Linked DNA regions of Homo sapiens: region 2 is linked to region 1. Evidence: chromatin loops called from intact Hi-C (ENCODE). Cell type or tissue: heart right ventricle. All regions are shown on one strand. Each heading gives the region's core, and the rest is flanking DNA. Links, peaks and the distances in the headings are about the cores only. Region 1 overlaps FRMD3 (FERM domain containing 3). Region 2 overlaps FRMD3 (FERM domain containing 3).

The links. Peaks named below come from ENCODE experiments on the same cell type or tissue, not always from the same donor. Only the 100,000 strongest peaks of a DNase experiment are listed, where the experiment ranks them.
Region 2: it touches region 1 in a loop (1.8-fold over the local background); 2 of 110 quality-filtered maps call a loop at or near these places.

What each region holds. Positions count from the first base shown.
Region 1 is chr9:83,390,002-83,401,841 of GRCh38, reverse strand. The region is part of intron 1 of FRMD3 (FERM domain containing 3); the gene reads left to right. Among named protein-coding and RNA genes, the nearest start is that of FRMD3, 140 kb to the left of the region's middle. In heart right ventricle, for the core only: no CTCF peak of the experiment used is centred there; no DNase peak of the experiment used is centred there.
Region 2 is chr9:83,438,490-83,450,329 of GRCh38, reverse strand. The region is part of intron 1 of FRMD3 (FERM domain containing 3); the gene reads left to right. Among named protein-coding and RNA genes, the nearest start is that of FRMD3, 94 kb to the left of the region's middle. In heart right ventricle, for the core only: no CTCF peak of the experiment used is centred there; a DNase peak (open chromatin) is centred at 6,029; H3K27ac peaks cover 6,649 bases.

The DNA of each region.
Region 1 (11,840 bases), core at 1,933-9,932:
TGATGAAATTTTACTTTCTTACCTCTCTGAAGTTAGGCAAGATATGTATCTTATTTTGGCCAATAAACCGAAGTGATGCATGTCACTTCCAGGCAGAATGTTTAGAAGCTGGTGTGGGACTCACCACATTCCTTTCCTGCTGCTGTGTTGACTGTTGAAACAGCTGTTAAGAGGAATCCTTAATCCCTTCACATCTCAAAGAGATTAGGAGCAGAATTCTCCCCTGCTAATATTCATTGGCTGTGCATACTAAGTGAGAAATAAACCTCTGTGGTGTTAACTCACTGACCTTTTGGAATTCTTTGTTACTGCAGCTTAATCTAGCCTATCCTGACTGATATATCTTGGCTCCAGCTCTTGATTTGAAATCTTAATTCCAGCACTAATTTGTATTATTTCATCTAAAATTCTCTGGGTCTCAGTTTCCCCATTTCTGAGATGAAGAGTTTGGATAAGATTATCTCTATAGTACCTTCCAACTCCAACATTCTGTGATTCTACTTTTAAAAATCTGAACATTGTACTGCTCGCTAACGGTTAATAATTCTAGTCTTTTCTTTCTGGACTCTGAGAGACCTGAGTTCAAACCTGGCATTTTGCCATTTGCTTGCCATGTGACCTTGGTCAAGTTATTCAGCCACCCTAAGTTTTATCTTCCTCTTCTTGAAAATGGGAACGCAATTAGCTCCTGGGGCTTACGTGGATGAAATCCAATGAATAGTTGAGGTAATCTAAATATAGTACATAGAACCAGGCACTAAGGAAGTTCTAAGTGAATGCTTGTTAATTAGGAATCTGAGAAGAAGAGGAGGTGATGCTAGCATCTCCTGATGTGGCTCAAGGAGATGGTGAATCCCAGAGAGTTTGGCCTTTCTGTTTCACAAGGCTTGTTAGAGAAGCAAATATTCCAGATCACAGACTATACTAAGAAAAAGAAGCAGATATTAAATGAAGATGTACTTAAGTTCAGGAAGCATTGATTAATAAAGATAGCTCATTTCTGAAAGCACTTTGCTTAAAATCTTGTCTCAGCTACTGTGGTCAGGATAACTTAAAAATATATATTTTATCCTTTGGGGACTTTTTGTCAGAAATCAGTTGACTATATTTGTGTGAGTCTATTTCTGGGTTCTCTATTGTGTTTCATTTTTCTATTTGCCTATTATTTTGCTAATACCACATTGCCTTCATCACTGTAACTTTATAGTAAGTCTTGAAGCTGGGTAGCATCAGTCCTCTGACATTGTTTGTCATCAATACTGTGTTGGCCACTCTAAATCTTTTGCCTTTTCACAAAACATCAGAATCTGACTGTCAATATCCCACTGGGATTTTGATGGAGCTTGCATTGAATCTATAGAATAAATTGAAAAGAACTGACATCTTGACAATATTGAGTTTTTCTATTCTGTTCATGGGTACTAGAATATCCATTTATTTAGATCTTTTATTTCTTTCATCCAAATTTTGGTAGTTTTCCTGATATAGATTTTGTACATATTTTGTTAGAGTTATCCCTAAGTATTTCATTTTTTGGGGTGCTAATATAAATGGTCTTTTGTTTTTAATTTCAACTTTCAATTGTTCATTGCTGGTCTATAGGAAAACAATTTATTTTTGTATGTTAGCTTTATGTCCTGCAACATTGCATTTATTAGTTTATTAATTCTAGGAGTGGGTTTTTTTGGTAGATTCTTTGATATTTTTTACATAGACAATGAGAACATCTGATGTCATCTGCAGACAAAGAAATTTTTATTTCTTCCTTCCCAATCTGCATACCTTTTTCTTTTCTTTTCTCTCTTCTCCTCTCCTGTCTTTTCTTTTCTCTTCTTTTTTCTTTCTTGTCTTGTGTTACTGCATTAGCTAGGACTTCCAGTATGGTGTTGAAAAGAAGTGGTAAGAGAGGACATCTTTGCCTTGTTCCCTGTTTTAAGGGAAACACATCTAGTTTCTCACTATTAAGTATGATGTTAGCTGTATAGTTTTAATAGACATTCTTTATCAAGTTGAGGAAGTTATTTATTTCTTTTTAACAATTTTAAAATGTGGTAGACGTTCTTTATCAAGTTGAGGAAGTTATTTATTTCTTTTTAACAATTAAAAAATGTGGTTATAATAACCAAATATAGCAGTCCCAGGTTTAAATATTTACTCTGCCAGTTTCTAGCTCTGTTGACTTTGGATAAGTTAATTAGCTTCTTTGAGCCTTAGCCTTAGCATGAAGAAAAAAACTCACTTTGTTAAAATCATAGAAAAGATTCAACTTGTAAAATGTCTAGATTATTCTGATGTGAGTGCTTTGAAGAGCTGGACCTGGCACGAAAATCTGGAACAAGAAGAAGAAAAAGATGGAGAAGAAAGAACCTTTTGAGCACAGGCTGTGGCAAAAACTGCTAAGAAGAGCTGACAAATCAAATATGATTCCCTGAGCATTGGGATGGACCTGTGTGCCAGTCAGAACAGAAATGACCGAATGACTAGGAACAGATACACAAGGCATCTTTTAGAATGAAAGCCACAGTACGCAGTAGAGGTAATGGAGGCAGAAAACACCCAGAAGAGAAACAAAAAGAGGCAAACGTTACTAACTCCAAGCTACCTTGACTGATTATTCAACTGTGACACTCCTTCAGAAGACACTGTTTAGGATTCAGATGAAAAACTGACCAACGTATTCTGGCTGCTTCATCTTCTCCTGGATGCACTATTTCTTTGTCTTTCTTCCTTAGGACCCTTTTGACTTCTCTAGCTTTAATACTATTAAGCCTCTTGCTGTGATGTTGACTGTATGTCTATCTTCTCATAGTGTGTAGGGGCTACCATGGGCATTAGATAAGCAGTTGGGTTTTCATTCTCTACCATTGGGCCTGGCTGGGTAAGGTGGCTGTTTGTGTCTTGCCTTTGTTTTTGTATCCAGTGCTCACTTTCAGGCAACTATTGATTTTGTTTCCCTCATGGGTAGCTGGCCCTGGTATTGTTTTTGTTGTTATTTTCTGTTTTTTAGGTCACTACTATAGTCATAATCCTCCACCAACTTATGAATACTTACTGGGCACAAAAACGCCTTTAATAAAATTTGCCTGTATTTGCAATTATCTTAGCTTTAGCTACTAATTATTACTCTAAAACAGATATGTATTCAGAATTACATATTTCTTTCTTCTTTTAAAAATTTTATTATTATTATACTTTAAGTTTTAGGGTACATGTGCACAACGTGCAGGTTTGTTATGTATGTATACATGTGCCATGTTGGTGTGCTGCACCCATTAACTCGTCATTTAGCATTAGGCATATTTCATTTTTCCCAAATCTTGGGTTTATCTTCCATACATTTGAAAATATTTGGATAACACAAATCAAAGAAACTTTTAATTTCTGTGTGAGAACCACAGATTCAACCATGAGAGGTTCCTCTATTCTTGTTTTTCTTTACATTTATCTCCCATTTAAATAGCTTTAATATTTCTCTCATATTCTTGGGATGATGTAATTTTCTGAATATATATCACAGCGTAATATCTAATACTAGTTACTGTTTGCAATAGGAAGAATGCCAGTTACTGTTTGTAATAGTACCAGTTACTGTTAACAAAGCAATATATTACTTGCTGTTTAATAAAGGTTTTCTTATTAAAGAGATGCAGTTTTTGTTAAAGCTGTGGTCCCTAACATAACAAAATGTGTGAATTTACACAAATAGGCTTGAGTTTTTTTATAGCAGAATATTAACAGAGCACTTTTATGTTGTTCAATCAAGCTACAATCTTTCTTATATTAATAAATGCTTGTCCTTGACAATAAAAGCAGAACTATTTAGTTCACCAGTTTCTCATTACTATTCTGTATTCATCTGCCTATGAAGGTAAATGAATCAAGGCCCTTAATTCACCAGAGAAATGTATCCATCTGTCCCTAGAAGACATAATCCTAGCAGCAAACTGAGCATTTAGTTGCTGTTAAGGGCCTTGTAATTGGTTTGAAGCTCCTCATGGAGTTTCTGGGCATTCAGATGATTGGATTCTTCCTTCCAGGTAGAAGAATCACCAGAGACAATTCTGTTCTTTCCCAGATGTACATTTATGAAGGCTGTCCCTTCTCAAAAGCAACTTCTGCAGGCATAAGGTGCCAAGCAACAGAGCCCTTTGAACAAGAACCTCACAACCCTCATAATTAGGAAATGAGGCCTCACAGCTCCCACTTCTGTTTATCATAGAGGGGTCCTGGAGGAACAGTGCCAACCCCAGAGCAAACTGTTCCCACCATCCTGGGGCTGTGCTTCCAACTCCTCTGGCCCTTGCCTGCTTCCCTCATTCCAGCGAGCCTCTCCCATGTCTCTGTTCTGTATTAAGTTTTTCTTCCTCCATTGTGTCCTAGGACCCCAGTTGTTGGGCAGCTTTAGAGGGCAGCCCAAAGCTGTGTCCGCTGAGGATGTTTCCTGGCTCTGAGGATGTACTTCCAAGGAAAGCTCTTTCAAGGATCGCTTTCTGAGACCTCTGTTATTGCCTCAGATTAGGGATTGTAAACTCAAATACCTCCAGTGATCAGGGAATTGAGGGAAATGGAAGAAGCGGAAGACAACAGGGAAGGCGGAAATGTGGTGGACTGCAGAGTTCATTTTTCAGGGAAAGGAGAAGCCAACCAGACCTTTACGGTCCAGCTTCCACACCCTCCAGCTTTTCAAGGGCAGCTAGCATCCAGATTTTATGTGCAGTCTCCCCATTCAAAAACACCAAAACGCTATGCTGACTGATAGAACACAGCAGTCAATGGACTCTGCTCCTGGGCTCATCAGTCAGCCATGATCAGCTCAGTTAACACTATGCTGACTGAATAGAACACAGCAGAACAAAGAGTAGAGTCAATGGACTGCTCCCGGGCTCATCAGTCAGCCATCTCTGCAACTGTGTTTCACACCAGCATTACTGTTCTCTCTTAGCTCTTCTTGGCCTGAGGCATTGATTTACCTTCTCTCCGGAGTGAAAATGTTGGGTGCAACAAACAGAAAAGCCAATCTGTACTTGCTGAAATAATAAGGAATTTCATGGGCATCTCCAAGGAAATTCACATTAACTGATTGACAGTTTGCAGACACAGGCTCCATTTCTCTGTGAATATTTCGGCTTCATCCTCAATCCCACTGCACCTCTGTGTATGGTCCAGAGGGAAGGGCAAGTCTCTTCTCGAAGCTCTTTCAGAAGAGTAAATAAGAATTATCCCAGAAGCCCTCGTAAAGTATTCCTCATGTCTCATTGGCCTAAGCTGGGTCATGTGTCCTTTCCTGAACCAATCAGACAAGAGAGGTGGGGTTACCCTCATACCAACCAAGCTAGAGCCCTCAGATGCGATTGGGTCATAGTTCCTTGAGGCTTATGCCTGTACCATGTGTGTGCGTGCATGTGTGTACACGCATGTGCATACCTGAGGAAAATCTGGGTTCCTTTAAGAAAGATAAAGGGATGTATGGTTGCTAAGCAGTTAACCAATGAAGTCTATTATAATGTGCTTTGTATTTTATAAAACTGCCTTTTCCCAGCCTGGTGTTGTTGTGGGTAACCCAGTGCTCCTTCCTGCCAGTGTCCAAATTCTAGTAATTGGAGAACTTGACATTGCTTCCAAATCCTCATATTGTTGTTTTCCTCTCTCTCCACATAGAGAATGGGGACACATAGGCCAACTGAGTTCCTAGAACAGATTCAGCATAGGTGTCAGACCTCGGTTTGACAGCCCTGTAAACAAACACAGAATTTCTGAGTTCATTTTTCCTCATCTGTAACATGAGGAGAATATTAACTACCCCAATGGGTTGTCAAGAGATCAAATGCAAAATATGTAGCAAAGTTCTTGATATACAGTAAGTGTTAAATGAATAGTAGTTCTTATTACTATGTTCATACCTTCATCCCTAAAGGTAGCTATCCAAACTCTAAACTTGTTTAGCAATATATTCAGTATTTTGGGGTTGGTACTGTTTTTTCCACTTAACCAATGTCTAAAAGGCTGAACAAAACCTCGCTTGGAGTTTTAGGAATTGGGGACTGAAATCTGCCAGACTTTTTTTTTTTTTTAATTGAAGAAAAGCTATTGCTGACTTGGGCAATTGATTTCTTTGCTCTTTTTCTTTAAGCACAAATTTATTGTTGTTTTAATTTTACTGCTGAACTTGGGAGTTGAAGTAAATGCATCATCAGCAGTTGGCTGCAGAGAATCAAGGAAAGTTATCCTTAGCAAACTAAAGCAGGAACAGAAAACCAAATACCACCTGTTCTCACTTATAAGTGGGAGCTAAATGATGAGAACACATGGACACAAAGAGGGGAACAACAGACATGGAAACTTGTTGGGGGTGGAGAGTGGGAGGAGGGAGAGGATCAGAAAAAATTACTAATGGGTACTAGGCTTAATACCTGGGTGATGAGATAATCTGTACAACAAACCCCCATGACACAAGTTTACCTGTATAACGAACCTGCACATGTACCCATGAACGTAAAATAAAACTCAAATGAATAAAAAAAAGAATTGAGTTCTTTGTCTTTTTGTTCCCTTTTTTTTTTTTTTTTAAATCTATAGAGGACAGTTCTGGGAGGCAAATACTATTCCACTTAACTTCCTTATATCTAAAAGGATCTGTAAAATTGAGACAAAGATTTAAGATTAAGATTATTCTTAATATTATTAATAATGACATCTAACATTGGTATAATACTTTGCAGTTTACAAAATTCATTCACATTTTACAAAGGGCAGGATTTTAAGATCTGTGAGATGATAAATTTCTAGGTTTCACTCTTTGCTTATTTATAATCCCTATCTCAATGCCTGGTGCATAATAGGTGTTTAATAGATACATGAATGAGCCTTAGAATATCTAATTGGGGATACATCTGGAAGTTACCATCATTATTCTCCCATTATGGAAGGAGAAACAGTCTCAGAGGAATTTGGTGACTTTCTTAAGGCCACTTAGCTGATGAGTGGTGAAAACAAGATTAGAACACAGTGGCATCTTCTGTTTTCCTAGTACATACTTTGGGGTGGGGAGGAGAGGTGGACTTTTCTGACAAGTAGGCTAGTTTGTGATTGTAAAAATTAGGTTCCATAGGGTGTAAAGGGGTAAATCCAACCCGTTCTGTGAGAGAATGATAAGCTCTCCTGACATCTGTGTTTGGTGGGACTTACTACTGACTCTGGTCCACTCAGCAGCCTTTGAAGAGAAGGTACTGTGGGCATCAGAAGAAACAAAATCATCATATTACAAACAACAACAGTATATAGCTGTCATTTATTGAGCAGCTACTGTGTGTCCAACAAGATATTTACAAACATTGTCTTTAATACACAGGTTACCCATTAAAGACTGCATTATGTAGAGTTTACAGACCAGGAGATAGAGATTCAGAGTAACTAAATACTTTTTTTCACTCTCTCAAAAGGGTTAGCCCACTCTTACCCAGCCATCCCTAATCAGACATGTGATTGTTTCACACAAATTCTTTTGAAATAGATCCTAGTTTGCCATATCAGTGAGTCTGTAGCCCAGGGAGAGAATTTGCCTTTTGAGATGCCCAGAATTATGCCAAGTATCCTGCCATACCCAGGAGACTAACACTTTCCACCCTGAGGGAAGATGAGATTATTGCAGGGGGTTCAGCAATCCAACGCACACTAAAAATTGTCTGAAAAATGGGCAGAGAAGGTGAGAGAGAGGACACAACCCCTTTTACACTTTGGGGCTTGTGGACTAAAGAAATCCCAAACAGAACCCCCAAGCCTGGTGGCACAGTTTAGATCAGAGAGTCTCAAACTCTCAAACTCTCTGTGGGGAGACACAAGTACTAGATTTTTATTCCTCCAGTCTACTTTGGACCAATATTTGTAAAAAAAAACAACAACAACAAAAAAAAACAAAATCAAAAACACACACACAATAGAATTAAATTGATCTTAATTTCTGCACTTGTTTTTTGGAGTAGGGGATCCAATCCCCGGGCCTCAGAACTGAGCTGCATAGCAGTAGGTGAGCTGCGGGCAAGCAAGAAGCTTCATCTGTATTTACAGCTGCTCCCCATCCCTCGCAGTACTACCTGAGCTCCACCTCCTGTCAGATCAGCGGCAGCATTAGATTCTCATGGGAGTGCAAAGCTATTGTGAGCTGTGCAGGTGAGAGATCTAGGCTGCACACTCCTTATGAGAATCTAATGCCTGATGATCTGTCACTGTCTCCCACCACCCCCAGTTAGTTGCAGGAAAACAAGCTCAGGGCTCCCACCGCGTCTACATTATGGTAAATTGTATAATTATTTCCTTATATATTACAATATAATAATAATAGAAATAAAGTGCACAATAAATGTTAGGTGCCTGAATCATCCTGAAACCATCCCACCACCCTGTCGTTGGAAAAATTATCTTCCGTGAAACTGGTCCCTGGTTCCAAAAAGGATGGTGACTGCTGTCTTGGAGGACCAGTCATGCACTGTTCATGTTCTGGCATAGTCCATGGGTCACATCTTGGCTAGCATTGGCTTATAGATTTTAACACATTAAAAATATTGCAATTGTCTTCACATTATTTTAGTACAGTATTTATAAAAAGAATCAAGTCACAGTGTACTATAGATAATAAGGACCAGTATTGAGACACAAGTTAAGTTGTGTAGTTGAACAAATTCTTTCAACCCTGTCAGTGCATTTCTGAGACCATACAACCTCATTTAGAGACAGCATCAAAAGTCTATACTTATGCACATATGGATTTTAAGCACAGATTATCAAATCCTACTGATCTTTGTATTAGACCCTGCTCACGCATTTATATCTTACTACTTTTCACATGTATTAAATACTGTTGTGATTAATAAAACATAATTTAGGTAACAGCTCTGAAGAATTTAAATTAGCTGCTTGATTTTTTTTTCTCTGCTCAATCAGTACTGCACGTAGAGCTGCTATCCTGTGGGAGAATCAACAAAAGTCTGACATTAAAAAGAAATCCTTTTACTTGAAATCTTTGATAACCACTTCTGCACACAGACCTTGAGAGAGATGCATGAAAGTTGGCCAATTCCACTACATTTGTGGAACTGCCAATACCAGGATGCTATTGTCTCGCCCGGGGCTCTCTGTTAGTGCTGTGCGGGCTTGTGGAAAGTGCTTCCTTCTGTTCCCAGACCTCATGTTTTCCATGAGAAAAAAGGAAAGACTTCTTATTCATCTGGTAACATCCAGCATGCCAGGCACTGGTTTAGGCCGCAGGGAAGGAACCTCTATCTTCAGGAGGTTCAGGAGGAAGCATGTGGAAGGTTCAGGTCATAACCACTGTTTACTCCCCAGTCTCTCTTCTGATGTGAGGTATATGGGCAGTAGCTGGACTTCTGCCCCTCATGCACCTGACTCCTGAACCAGCTCTTCCAACCTTTGGTACTGGGCGTATGCAGGCTTTTGTTTAGTGCAAGAACTGAGCTTAAGGGACAAAAATGACAACAGTGGGAACTTAAATGGCTTACAGACTTCGGATTTCCAGGCGAAGAATGTGGGACTGTAAGCTGACTTCCTTGGCACCAAGCAGTGAGACATGGAGGGTCTCAGGGTGGTGAGGCTTGCTGGGCAACGTGCAGAGGCCAGGGCAGAACTGCAAAGGGCTATTGATGTCTCCTGACAATGGCAGAGGCAGCTTGTGTACCCAAGGCAGGAAAGGACTGATTTTTCTGAGTTAAGGAAGAGACAATTCTCAAGGAAAAGGGGCTTTTTTTTTTTTCTTTGTGGTGGTCCCTGGAGAAAGGAAAATTTTGTGCTTTTCCCATGTTGTGGAAATCCTCCTGGACCAATGCTTCTCAAACTTCAATGTGCATGCGAATTAACTGGGGATTTTGCCAAAATGCAGACCAGGTGCAGCAGGGCTAGAGCAGTGCCTGAGATTCTGTCTCCAACAGGCTCCCTCCTGGGTGAGACTGAGGCTGCTGCTCTGTGATAGTGTTGATCTGTAGGCTATACCTTCAGTAGCAAAGACCTAGAATCCACCTGGTGGTCTGGAACCATGGGAATTGGCCTGACCTGGTTTTTGGAAGGCATTGGCCCCTGTTTCAGCCACGGTTGCCTGCTCTAATCACTGCGTTGTCTGCAGCAGCATTTTCTTCTCTCAAGGGTCTTCAGTAGTCAATGGAGATCTTGCTGGAGGGTGTATATTGGTTGCTGTGTTTAATCCTTAAAAAAAATCTTTGTTGTGCTGTTGAGTACATCTTCTTTAGGGCAAAATGACAGCAGTATCTGTCATGAACAATCAAGGCCTGCTCAATCCCATATTATTACAATGCACTGCCTTGACCCACATATCTGGAATATGGTAGGGAATACTTCCCTATAGTACATCCTAATGAAGAGGGCTTTGCCATTCAATCATAAAATGATGAGCTCCTATGTTATGTTTGGTGAGGGGATAATGCTGCAACCTTTTAAAGATGATTGGATTACAGAGTATATGTGTAAAAGGAACTAAAGCCAATGATTATTTTCTGGGCATTGAATTCAGCTGTTAGGTATAGCTTTGTCATTTGAGACTCCTGGATTAAAAAACAATTACAGACATTTAAAAACAAATTCCATTTTTATGTTTTGTCTCTTTTGAGCTATATCAGATGGTTTCTCAGGAAGGAAGTTAAAAACTTGAAGCTTATTCAAAATCAAACTCAAAAGTGATTTCAGGAAAATGGAGGTTTCATATCACACTATGTGCTTATAAACCCCCGTCCTTCACTCAGTGCAGCGCATCCCAGGCTTTTTGGAAGGCATTGACCCCTGTTTCAGCCACGCTTGCATTGTCTAATCACTGCATTGTCTGCAGCAGCATTTTTTTCTCTCAAGGTCTTGAGTAGTCAATGGAGATCTTGCTGGAGGGTGTGGCTTTCCCATCCAACTTCCTGAGTTAATGGTAGTGGTCTTTAATGAAAAGATCATTATGTAACATAGACCAAACTGATCTTTCAAAATTATTTTTAGTGGATTGAAAAAGTAGCTCACTTAATGCCTCTAATTTCTTCATATATTTTAATAGGTCACATCTCTAAAACATTTCATGGGTCTGTCAGCGACTTTGATTGAAGCAGAAATTAATCTTATCAGATATCCTGATGAGGGCTTAGAAGGGTCTTTGCTCTGAAGAGATTTTTGTTGTAGTGGTATTTATGTTAATCAGATTTGGCTGTTACATCTTTCACTTGTAGAATTTTAGAAGGAAAAATAACCTAACTAACTTAGAAATAATCTAGTCCAACCACCTTATTTTACCGAAGTAGAAACAGCTAGGGGTTTACCCAAGGTCACACAGGCCTGTCTTTGGATCTTAGTCCTGGGCTCCCCTGAATCTCCCACACTGCCTTTCTGTGTTGGTTTATGGAAGGGATGCAGTGGCTCTGAGGACCAAGGAAGCAGGTTCCCTACCATTCCCGCTGAGAGCCAGGGAATTTAGTTACCACTCACAGCATTGCCACTCTCACCAGATGCTGCCTCCTGGCAGAGCTGCAGTGGACTCGTGATTGCTCCAGGGGGTCAAAGTGGCTTGGAAGGAGCCCACATACTGCAGCCAGTTGGCCTGGCTCAAATCCTGTCCTGCTCCATTCAAGTTGTGTGACTTTGGGCAAGTCACTGAACCTCTTTGTGGCTCAGTTTCCTCCGATATAAAATGAGAACCTTCCTGGTAGGATCATTGTGAGAACTGGATGAATGAATATGTACCGAGGAATTAGAAAAAGCAGTTAGGCCGTTGTATGTGTTACATGAGAGTTTCCAAATTGTGGACCTCCACAAGTTACTGTGTTGTGAAATTAGTACTCTGAGTC
Region 2 (11,840 bases), core at 1,725-9,724, 49 kb before region 1:
ATCTCATTAACTTAGTGGCTGTCACAATATATCCAGGAAAGAGGCTTGTGTGCATGCGGCTGTGTCTGAGAAGCTGGAACTGCATGTGTGTGTGTGTGTCTGTGTGTGTGTGTGTGTGCGCGCACGGGTGCACACACACACATGCCTGTGCTCCTGGAGGTGGGGCAGGCATTCCAGGCTTTGCCGTCTAATTTTCTTGCTTAAGCTTTAAAAAACTGTCAGTTGGGTGGCGCAGGCTTGGTTATTTTTCTTTATGGGTGCTTCTGTAAATATCTTTAAATTTCAGCTTAGGCTTTTTAGAGGGGCATTCAATGTGAAGAATAAACAGATTATGGCTTTGCCTTTTTAAAAAAAAAGTTATTGAGGCATGAAATGCACCCAGTTAAGTGCTTCAAGTGCACTCTCTTAATCGAACAGCTGGATCAACATGAGAGTATTTCCATACATTACAGGGTACAGTGCCTCAATTTGATCATTTTGAAAATACATGAGTTTCCAATCTTAACATACTGCCCTTCCTTACCCTCAGTCCAACTTTCAATTCCTGAATCTTCATAGGAGCTTCTGAGATCAAGTCCATCACTTGGTTATAATGTCCAATCAACAAACATGAGTCTAGAGCTGAGATACCTCTGCATCTGTTTTCACCTCTGGCAAAGCTGAGCTTGGCAAACTGTGCAATGCCACAGACATCAGAAGGGCCTGAGCAGGGGTGCATCTGTGGCCTGAAGGTTCTCAGAGTGGGAGCCAGAGGCCTGGGTTCTGGACCCAGCTCTGTCACTAGCCTGCAGAAACCTCACTGTGATTTCTGAAGTCCTGTCCTCCAATTTGATGGCATTATGATTCTGGTGAAAATATGGCTCTTCATGTAAATACAATAAACCCCATGACCTCAGAGTTCAACCAGGAAGCTTATGTGATCCCAGGACCAGACCAGATGTCCTTCTTCTAAAAGATATTTTACAGCTGTTCACTGGCCTCATTCTGTCTTCCCGGAGGCAGTGGGCAGGCCTCTCAGCAGACCAGATGGAAGCTCGTAGAGCTGTTCGTGAGTTCTGTGTTAGGTTTTCAAAATTGTAAAATGTGGATAATAACATTACTTTCTCCATGGGCTGTTGGTGCGACATACCGGAGTCCAGACTGGTGGGGCAATCATTTTGATTTGGTGGTCCTCTCTTGCCTTCCTTTGTTGTTAAATATTTTGAATATCATCCCTGGCCCCTGAGAGCCTCCAGTGAGACCCCTAGGACATCCCCTCCGTGAATGCTGTTTTGCTTCCTGATCTCCTTGCCCTCTGCAATGGCTCAGCAAGCTGTCCACTCTCAAACACAGCATGTTTCATACAGATAAGACCCCCAAGGCCCATTTTGCTACATCACAGAGAGCTGAGCAAGGCCACAGGCTGAAGGAGGCCTGGGAATTTGCAATGAGGTTGCTGTCTAGGTATGCTCTGACTTGACTTCTTCCAACCGTAACAATAAAGCTGAAAAGCATTCGAAGAGGTAACTGTTGGTCACTGCTCTCCCCACTGCTGCCAAGGTAACGTGAAATTTGTGGAGGCTAGAGGCTTTGAAGGTTTGGCTAGCTTAAATCATCTTAGCGAAAGCAGAGTGGAAGCTTGAAAATCAGATCTGCTTTCAAGCATTTTTTTTTCCCGCTCTGTGGTCTTAGGGAGGGGAATGGAGAGTGGCTCAGAGGCCTTGATTTTCCTGAGTAATTGTTTCTCTTCTGAGATACAGTGGAGCTTTGGAAACCGAGCTGGTGCTGACTTGCTACCTGTATTGGCCACCCCTGGAAGACTGCAAATGCACCTCTATTTTCCCTCCCTACCTTGCCAAGGCTACCACTTGCCCGGTGCCACCTGAGGCCTTACCGCTGCTCTGCTGGGTTAGGCTCTGCTGCCACGGAACTATATTCAACCTCAGCAGTGGGGTAGTCCTCATGGAATCATAGCTGTATGATGCCATGATAGGGTTGGGATGGGCCATATGTGCTGTTGCTCTTCACCTCTATTTAGATAGGGCCAGGAGTGAGACAATAGGGAGCGGTGGGGACTGTGGCAGAGGTGGGTATGCCCCTCATCAAATATTATAATATTTTGAAGTAGGTAATATACTGTTTCTTAGAGAAGTGTATTTAAGAATGCCTATAGGAAGATTAGAAAGGCATGAAGGATGCAGCAGGGGAAGTAATGTTGAAATTGGACTCTCATACACTGAAGCACCAACTTTAGGTACTCAAACTAACAAAGAAAAGAAGAGAAGCAAAACAGATCTACATCTGGCATTTTATTTAGTTTGGGGCATGGAGCACTTGTGACTTCCAGTAGAGTCTTAAGAGAAAAAGACACATTTATGGAGCACCTGTTATGTGCCAGATAATGCATTGGCATTTTAATAAATAATATCTCATTTAATTCTCACAGCAATCCTGTGAACTGGGTCTCTTACTCTTATTTTTTAAATTAAGAAACTTGGGCACAATGAGGACAAATATTTTATTTGAGGTGACTCGGCCAGAACATGGTGGTGTTAGGATTTGACATCCTGACTTCTGTCTTTTAGTTCAGGAGCTCCTACCCTGTGCTGGAAAATCTATTGCTGGATTTTCTGGCCTCTGTGCCCTCTCTGGTCTCCTCCATTGCCGATGGTAACAAGTGCCCTCCCTGGGCCTGTCTGCCTGCTCTGGGCTGACCCTTGACCTCCTGTGCTTCAGGCTGTCATCGGTGGCCGGGTCGCTGCCAATTCTGACTGCAGGTCCCCTCACTGCCCCCATGACAGAACTCACCTGAGCCATCACAGTGCCTCGGGCCTACGGCTGGCCCGCATCCAGCCTGGCTCCTCTGAAAGGTCTGATTGCCTATTGTGTCTCATCGAGGTTTGGATTTATCTCTGGTTGGTGCTGGCTAGGGCCCCTGTCCCCAACAGGGCCACACTGGATGGGAGGGCAGTTTCCCTGCTGTCATTGCAGGAGCTCCTCAAACATGGGGACTTAGAAACCCTGATCTGGCCGGGCGCGGTGGCTCACGCCTGTAATCCCAGCACTTTGGGAGGCCGAGGTGGGCAGATCACAAGGTCAGGAGTGTGAGACCAGCCTAGCCAACATGATGAAACCCTGTCTCTACTAAAAATACAAAAAATTAGCTGTGCGTGGTGGCGCATGCCTGTAATCCCAGCTACTCGGGAGGCTGAGGCAGGAGAATCGCTTGAACCAGGGAGGCAGAGCTTGCAGTGAGCCGAGATGGCGCCACTGCAGCCCAGCCTGGGTGACAAGGCAAGACTCTGTCTCAAACAAAACAAAACAAAACAAAACAAAACAAAACAAAACAAAACAAAACAAAAACCCTGATCTGCTGTCTGTGAGGAGGAGGGCTTTGAGGTTGATGAGTGGTGTGGGAGGAAGGTGTAATTTGTTGTTGAGAGTTGCATTTTCTTCTCATTTCACATATACTCGATTATAAATAAATTAGAACATTTAGAATCCGTAAATTTAGCACCCCATACTCAAGTGCCCCAGAAACACTTTCATATATGCAGAGTAAAGGAAGAACAATTGGTGTAAAGTACAAGAAAAAGACTTTCCTACTTGGCAAATCTTTTCTTTTCTACTTGGCAAATCTCATCTTTTCTTCCGTGTGGACGTCGCAGCAGACAGAGGTTTCCTTTTTTTTTTTTTTTTTTTTTGAGACCGAGTCTTGCTCTGTCGCCCAGGCTGGAGTGCAGTGGCGCGATCTCGGCTCACTGCAAGCTCTGCCTCCCCGTTTCACGCCATTCTCCTGCCTCAGCCTCCCGAGTAGCTGGGACTACAGGCGCCCGCCACCGCGCCCGGCTAATTTTTTGTATTTTTAGTAGAGACGGGGTTTCACCGTGTTAGCCAGGATGGTCTTGATTTCCTGACCTTGTGATCCGCCCGCCTCGGCCTCCGAAAGTGCTGGGATTACATGCGTGAGCCACCGCGCCCGGCCAACAGAGGTTTTCATTTTCGAGTGTCAGTTATAGTTTTGTTTGGAGACCTGTTAGGGTTACCCAAAGGCAGACTGTGTGGTATGAAGGCCGCTGGGCTCTGGCAGAAGGGCTGCTGGAATCAGATCTCACACACTTCATCTCCCGGCAAGCTCGAGGCCGGGGGCTGGCCCGGCTGTTCTTTCTTGCTGTTGTGCTGCATACACACGATATGGATACGGCTCAGATTGGCCCTAGTGACCATGTTCTAATGGAAGGGATCTGTGTTTTTGTCTTCCCTCTGCCACTGAATAGTTGTGTACTCTTGGGACAAGTGACTAACCTCTCTGAGCCACAGTTCTCATATTTATGGAGTAAGGAGAATAACAGAAACATACAGGGTCATTCTGAAGATTAAATGAGATAATATCTGAAGAGAGCTCCTTGTGAACTCTGAAATGCTGTGAAGTGCTGGCTACTATACACAGCAAACCCTCACCACAGACTCTTAGGCTTTGGTTTGGGTGTTTATTCCAAATTGTGAAGTAGGTAGAGTGAATTCTGTTCTCACCCCTTTTCTTATATCAAGTAGCCTTTTCACTTACAAGCTTGCTTGTCTCAGAAAAGCAATTCCTCAAAGTGCAAACATTCCTAATCCTCAAACATTCCTTAAATCTTTCATCAAACTCAATTGTCCTTTCTCTTAGTGTCTATTTTCCTAAATCCACACCTGTGCTTAGCTATGTATGATTAAACAAGATCATAATAAACTTATTTGCAAGGATAAATAAGGAGGCATCCTTCCTAAGTATATTTGCTTTACTCCTAAGAATAGGAGAAAGCCAGTTTTGCTAGATGAATGAATTTAAAATGTGAGCTGTCATGCAGCTGAGACTAGAGTGTGGTGGGAAAAAGAGAGGCCCCTTCCGGTGCCCTTTGGAGCATATCTTCTGGATGGCATGCCTCTGGTGTGGCTGCTGTCAGCCAGCAGTATCTTATCTATCTGTCTATCTATCTATCTATCTATCTATCTATCTATCTATCTATTTATTTTTGAGATAGGGTCTAGCTCTGTCACCCAGGCTGGAGTGCAGTGGTGTGATCTCGGCTCACTGCAACCTCCGCCTCCTGGGTTCAAGCACCTGCCACCACACCCAGCTAATTTTTGTATTTTTAGTAGAGACGGGGTTTCACCATGTTGGCTAGGCTAGTCTTGAACTCCTGACTTCAAGTGATCTGACCTCTTTGGCCTCCCAAAGCATTGGGATTACAGGCGTGAGCCACTGTGCTCAGCCTTATTAATTTATATCTAATAGATTTTACACAGGATTTGAGTTGGCTAATAGGTGGTGCCGAGTAAAGTCTTAAGAAATAGTATAAAGTAAGAATAAGGGTAAATATAAAGTAAATGAAATGTTGAGACTACGGGAAAGAGCCAACCACAGGTATTGAGGCTGTATGACTTGGCATAGTTGTTGCAGGATCATGCATTTGGCTTTGAACTTCCTGGAAGCAACTTGAAAAGGGAAATGTAATTTATCCATGAGAGAGAAAATCCATCAGTTCCCGTGGAAGACAAGGATTTCTCAGTCTTAACTCCAACTTGGGGCTGCACAAGAAAATAGGTGATGGAAACAACAGCACCCTCAAGAGCATCTTACAGCAAAGGCAGAAGCAAATTTTTAGCCTGTTGTTGCTTTTCAGGTTCTTGCTTAAAGCTGAGGGCATAGGACCTCTAGAACCTGATGTTAGTGGTAGCCTGGTAGGTGATCACTTTGGGTCAATGTGATTCAAGTACACAGCATTCTGTGGCCATTTTCGTCCTGTTTTGGGACAGGGAGAACTAACTTCACTTCTGCAGAGCCAAAGGAAACATGAAATTTGAAGGAAACTCCGAAGATAGCACACATGCTTTCTATTTTGCCTGGAAAGATTTGAAGAGGAGGAGACTTAGCTTATTCCTGGCATGAATTTTCCAAGGCAATCTGGGCAGCCCCGACTGTCTGAGATAATCACCAGCCATTACTAGGGATGTGGGAACCAAGCCAGACCTAAGCTTGGTTTTATGTGTAAAAATGGCCACTTTGGGAAAGGGCGGGGTCAGGGAGGTCATTGGCTGGTCAGGAGGAGCTTGGCTGGGCCTGGCTCTGAGCCCAGGTCTAGCCCGCATCTCCCATGTGAACAGGTCTAATGGCCCTGCTTCTGGGTCTCCCTGTCTTGTGCTGGAGTCATGCTTGTCATCACAGGCCCACTGTGGCTACAGTTGCCTGTTCACAATGTTGAAGGAACATCACCAGCACTAAGTGTGAAGTAGATGTTTTTTCTGTGCATTAATTGTAACATTTGAACATGTTAAAAAGGAAGCAAAAATAAAAGAAATATAATTGTAGTGACTGAATGACCCTTGTTTATTCTGGAAGCAATACATGCAAATATTGAAAAAAATTAAAAAGAGCACAGTGGTCTCCTTCCATGATTTTGAAAAATATCTAGTGTTTCCTGCTTGCCAAAGAAACATACTCTCACCACAATGAGATGCCATCTCACACCAGTTGGAATGGCGATCATTAAAAAGTCAGGAAACAACAGGTGCTGGAGAGGATGTGGAGAAATAGGAGCGCTTTTACACTGTTGGTGGGAGTGTAGACTGCTTCAACAATTGTGGGGGACAGTGTGGCGATTCCTCGAGGATCTGGAACTAGAAATACCATCTGACCCAGCGATCCCATTACTGGGTATATACCCAAAGGATTATAAATCATGCTACTATAAAGACACATGCACATGTATGTTTATTGCGGCACTATTCACAATAGCAAAGACTTGGAACCAACCCAAATGTCCATCAATGACAGACTGGATTAAGAAAATATGGCACATATGCACCATGGAATGCTATGCAGCCATAAAAAAGGATGAGTTCATGTCCTTTGTAGCGACATGGGTGAAGCTGGAAACCATCATTCTGAGCAAACTATCGCAAGGATGGAAAACCAAACACCGCATGTTCTCACTCATAGGTGGGAATTGAACAATGAGAACACTTCGATACAGGGCGGGGTACATCACATACTGGGGCCTGTTGTGGAGTGGGGGCGTAGGGGAGGGATAGCATTAGGAGAAATACCTAATGTAAATGACAAGTTAATGGGTGCTGCAAACCAACATGGCACATGTATGCATATGTAACAAACCTGCACATTGTGCACATGTATAGAACTTAAAGTATAATAAAAAAAGAAACATACTCTCACCAGATGCAATACAAAAAAAGTGAAAGATAATAAGAATCATTTATGATTCCCCATACAGTGATATTCATTGCTAACATTTCCTTCCACTATTTCTATATTTATATCTATACATACACATCTAAGGCCATATGTATTTTTATGTTGACATTCATATCTCCATAGATTAATGAAAAGTTTAGTATGAACATAAGACATAAGTATAGATTAGTATGAACATAAGACATGTTGCAGAAGTCTTTTTATGACTACTGAAGACTTTTGGTTTAGAAGGAATATCAAAGCATTTGGAAAAATGTGGAAATGTGAAAGGAACAGAATGAGATGGGGAGGAGAGGGGAGATGAAAGGGAGGTAACTCACACAGGATGTATGTGGACTCTGTGTGAGGGACTGTGCTGCTGTTTCACCCTGCACGCTGTGATTACTATTACCCCAAGAGGTGGTCTGGGGTTGGGGGTGGGGTGGTCGTGGAGGGGGAATGTACCCCCCCTCCACTGAGGATTCAGTGCTCAGGCTCAGGAGTCAGACAGATCCAATTTTATACGTTGGCTTTCCTCCCTATTAGTTTAGAACCTTATTTTTCTCCTGTGTAAGTTCCATGTGTAATCCCAGCACTTTGGGAGGCCGAGGTGGGTGGATCACTTGAGGTCAGGAGTTGGAGACCAGCCTGGCCAACATGGTGAAACCCCGTCTCTACTAAAAATACAAAAATTAGCCAGGTGTGCTGGTGTACACCTGTAGTCCCAGTTACTTGGGAGGCTGAGGCAGGAGAATTGCTTGAACCCAGGAGGTGGAGGCTGCAGTGAGCTGAGATCGCACCACTGCACTCCAGCCTGGGCAACAGAACAAGACTCTGTCTCAAAAAAAAAAAAAAAAAAAAAGATCTGTATAAACCACCCTTTATGTGGTTTTTGTAAGGACTTAAAGATTGAATGTACACAAAGCTCTTACATCTGGCACTAGTAGACTCTCACCAGTGGTAGCTGTTATTGTCAGTGTTATTCCAAATCTGAGCAAACTGAGTCTCAGAGAGGGTGACGCATCTAAGATCACTCGGCTGATAAGTGGTAAAGACAGGATTTGAATTCTATCAATTTGAAAGATGTGTCGGGCTTTAGTGCGCACGTTCTTTATGCTGTACTAGGTCAATGCCAAAGGAAACAGATTATATTTATTCAGTAGTCCGACATATTTCATTTTCTGCCTAAAATGTCTGTAAAGAAATGGATGCTGGTGCTTTGGAGTTCATACTGGCCTTTTTTTGGCAGTTTCAAGGAAAGCAAAGGATTCTGTTCTCTGTTTGTATGTAAAGGCAGGAAGAAAACATACCTCCCTTTCTGTCATGGCATCTAAAGCTGGTGGCGTCCGCAGATAACAACCGAGGGAGGGTTAATGTGTGTGTTTGTTTTTGCCCAGGAAAATGGCAATGAATTTCATGCTTGGGGGTGCTGCCTACTATTTAGCAATGAGGCTTTTTTCCACTAGATTAGGAAACAGATGTTTTCTAGTCCATTGAGGAGTTTTAAATGCTGGAAATACTTAAGAGTAATTTTCCAGGACTGTTGACCTGGATTCTTGGATTATGATCATTCTGGCTGGGGTCCAGTGCCCTTGAGCTTTTAATCTGTAGAGACTCTTTTGTGTATTTATCTACTTGGCTCAATGTGACTTTTTAAATCCTTAATTCATGGAGGCATCATTTAGATCCAGGAGCTGAGATTATTTATTTTTTCTCCTTTTAAGTCTAAATAACTAATGTGTCAGGATCCTCGACTGGTGAATTGCCTTGGGATCAACCTTGGGATCCGTTCAGTCGGAATCTGACTTCTCAGGCATTCCCACGTTCTTTTCAAAGGTGATATTTTGAAATAACAAAAACAAAATTCACATTATCTAGACTTCACTGGGTACTTAGTCTCTCGGTCAGCAGGGGATAGGTGATGCTGCAGTGACCAGAACCCCTCACAGCTCAGTAGCCGCATAGAACATTGATTTTCTTGTTCGGGCTGTAATGTTCCATGAGGGTCTGTTGGGGCATTCTTCTGATCGTGGTCACACAGTGACCCTGAATGATGGAGGCTTTATCTTGCATGCTACCATGACCACCACAGTAGAGGGAAGGGTGTGTGGTGAGTCTCTCACTGGCTCTTTAAGCTTCATTGGCCGAAACAAGTCTCATGGCCAAGACCTACTGCAAATGGAGCTGGAAAGCACAATTCCGTCCTGTGCCTGAAGGAGAGGAGAACCAGAATGCAGCCCTAATGGCCCCCACACCTCCTGGCGTCAGACTCTGCGTTACATGCCTCACATATACCATCTGTAATCTTTACCTCAATTATGCAAGGCACAGGCCCCTATTCCTATCTGATAGATAAGAAAACGGATTCAGAGAGGTCAGGCAAATTGCCCATGGAAACACAAGGCTCAGATTGGAATCCAGTCTGTCTGCTAACTAAATGAGTGTGCTTCCCTCTCTGTTACACTGCCTTTGATAGCGTAGGTGTTCCCTTTCTTCCCCAACTGAACAAATGAAGAATTGGATAGTAATGTTGCCCCTCGTCCTGTGATCATTTTTTATGCAGTGTTGTATATTGCCCTGGAGGCTGGGGGTGACAATTGCTGATGGCCCTGTGGGAGTGGTCCAGCTGGGAGCTGATCTATTGAGTCATGTCTTTAGGGATATGATATGGACAGTCCAGAGCCCAGAAGTGACAGAAGAAGAATTAGGGATCCACTGGACCAGTCAGAAACTGGACCATTACTCTCTTTGGACATTGGATTATAGGGACTACCACATGACTATTACACTGATCACTGATGTATTGATTACATTTGTATTTACAAGGGGAGCTTTGTGTTCTATTAATCTAAATGACAGTTTGGTCCAATAAGTGCCTTGAACATGACTTGGATTTCAGAATTAGAGTATAGGTGAAGTGCTCTTCTGACCTTAGAAATGACCCAGGCATAGGACCACTGGCTACAAAGAAATTGGGTCTGGTTTCCTCTGCTGGTAGAAACCAGAGAATCCTCTTGGGCAGCAGTCTGCACCAACAAACTTACTGATGCCCAAGACTTCTTCTGGTTTTTGTAATGGCTATTGTCAGGGAGGTAGTGCCACCAAGCTGGAAGTGTGTGTTTTGAGACCTTGAGATGGATCTTGGAAAGCAGTTCCCTGCTTGAAAAATTCCTGAATATAATGAAATATATTTAATATAGATTAGTATTATATCTAGTCTTTCTACCAGTTTCTCCTTATTTTATTTTATAACTGCTAGCATTATCTTTGTTTACTTACTGCTTACTGCTAACTTACTGTCACTCACTGGCTAAATATCTTCTGATGGCTTGTCATTGCCCACAGGGAAAGTTTAAACACTTTGGGCAAGGCACATAGCTCTTTGTGATCTTGTCTGTATCTACTAATAAAATAATCATAATATGTATCTAATGATGTGTTCAGGATGTTTCTGCAAACAGAGAACCCATTTTCAACTGCCTGCCAAATAGAAAGTGAGAATTTCTGCTAAAATGGGGTTTCGTCTTTCCTCTCCACTCAGCAATGTGCTGCTGCTGCATAAAGAAGCCAACTACAAGAAAGATGGCGGACATAGAAGGGTCACATTAGGAGGATAGGTGCTTTGGAGTTCTGTAACCATCCAGTTGGCTGTAACCAGTGAAGACTGAATGCTTTCCCTGGCCCATTGCAAGCCATCAGTAGGCTCCTCAGAGCAAACCAGTTGTGAAGAAGAAATGTTCCATGTGGTAACTGAGAGAAAAGGCTCCAGACTCAGTCATTATAGGGAGCTTCCCTTGGCCATTGGTCATGGGTTGTTACCATGTCCTCAAGGATGAAGAATTAGAAACCAATGTCCTAACTCTCTCTGGAGCCTGTATGGACCCTATCCATTTATGGACATTAAATGTTTTATGGCTTTCATGGCCCAAACAATATTTAACCATGTTCATCAAGTGTTAAGCGAAAGATAAATTATTATATGTAGTTTCCTGGGCTGGGTGTGGCCCCCATTTGGTGATGAGTGTCAAGACTCTGGGACTCAGAATAGGCATGTCCAGGTGAGCAGTGTCCCCTCACAGATGCCTTTTTAAAGGAACTTCACATGGGTATGGAGGTGCAGCTCCTGCAAAAGAGGTGAGGGTTTTCAGGCCTCTCCTTCCTTCCTCCAGAAGGGTTTTCTTTCTCTGGAGAGAGACCTACGGCAGCCATTTGTTTTGTGGGAGGAAGGCTATGCTGAGGTGCAGCACAGAGGTGGGAACAACTTCTCATGGCCCTCTCAGCTGTAGGACGCACAGAACACACACAGCAGGGAAGACTATTTCTACCTATTGCACCCAGCGAGGTTGTTTGGCCTAATTTAGGGGCTCTGCCCTGGGTCAGATCTGATCGTACATCTGTGTGGAGAAAATATTCTCTTTGCTGGATGCGGTGGCTCACGCCTGTAATCTCAGCACTTTGGGAGGCAGAGGCGGGTGGATCACCTGAGGTTAGGAGTTCGAGAACAGCCTGGCCAATATGGTGAAACCCTGTCTCTACTAAAAATACAAAAATTAGCTGGGCATGGTGACAGGCACCTGTAATCCCAGCTACTCGGGAGGCTGAGGCAAGAAAATGGCTTGTGGTGAGC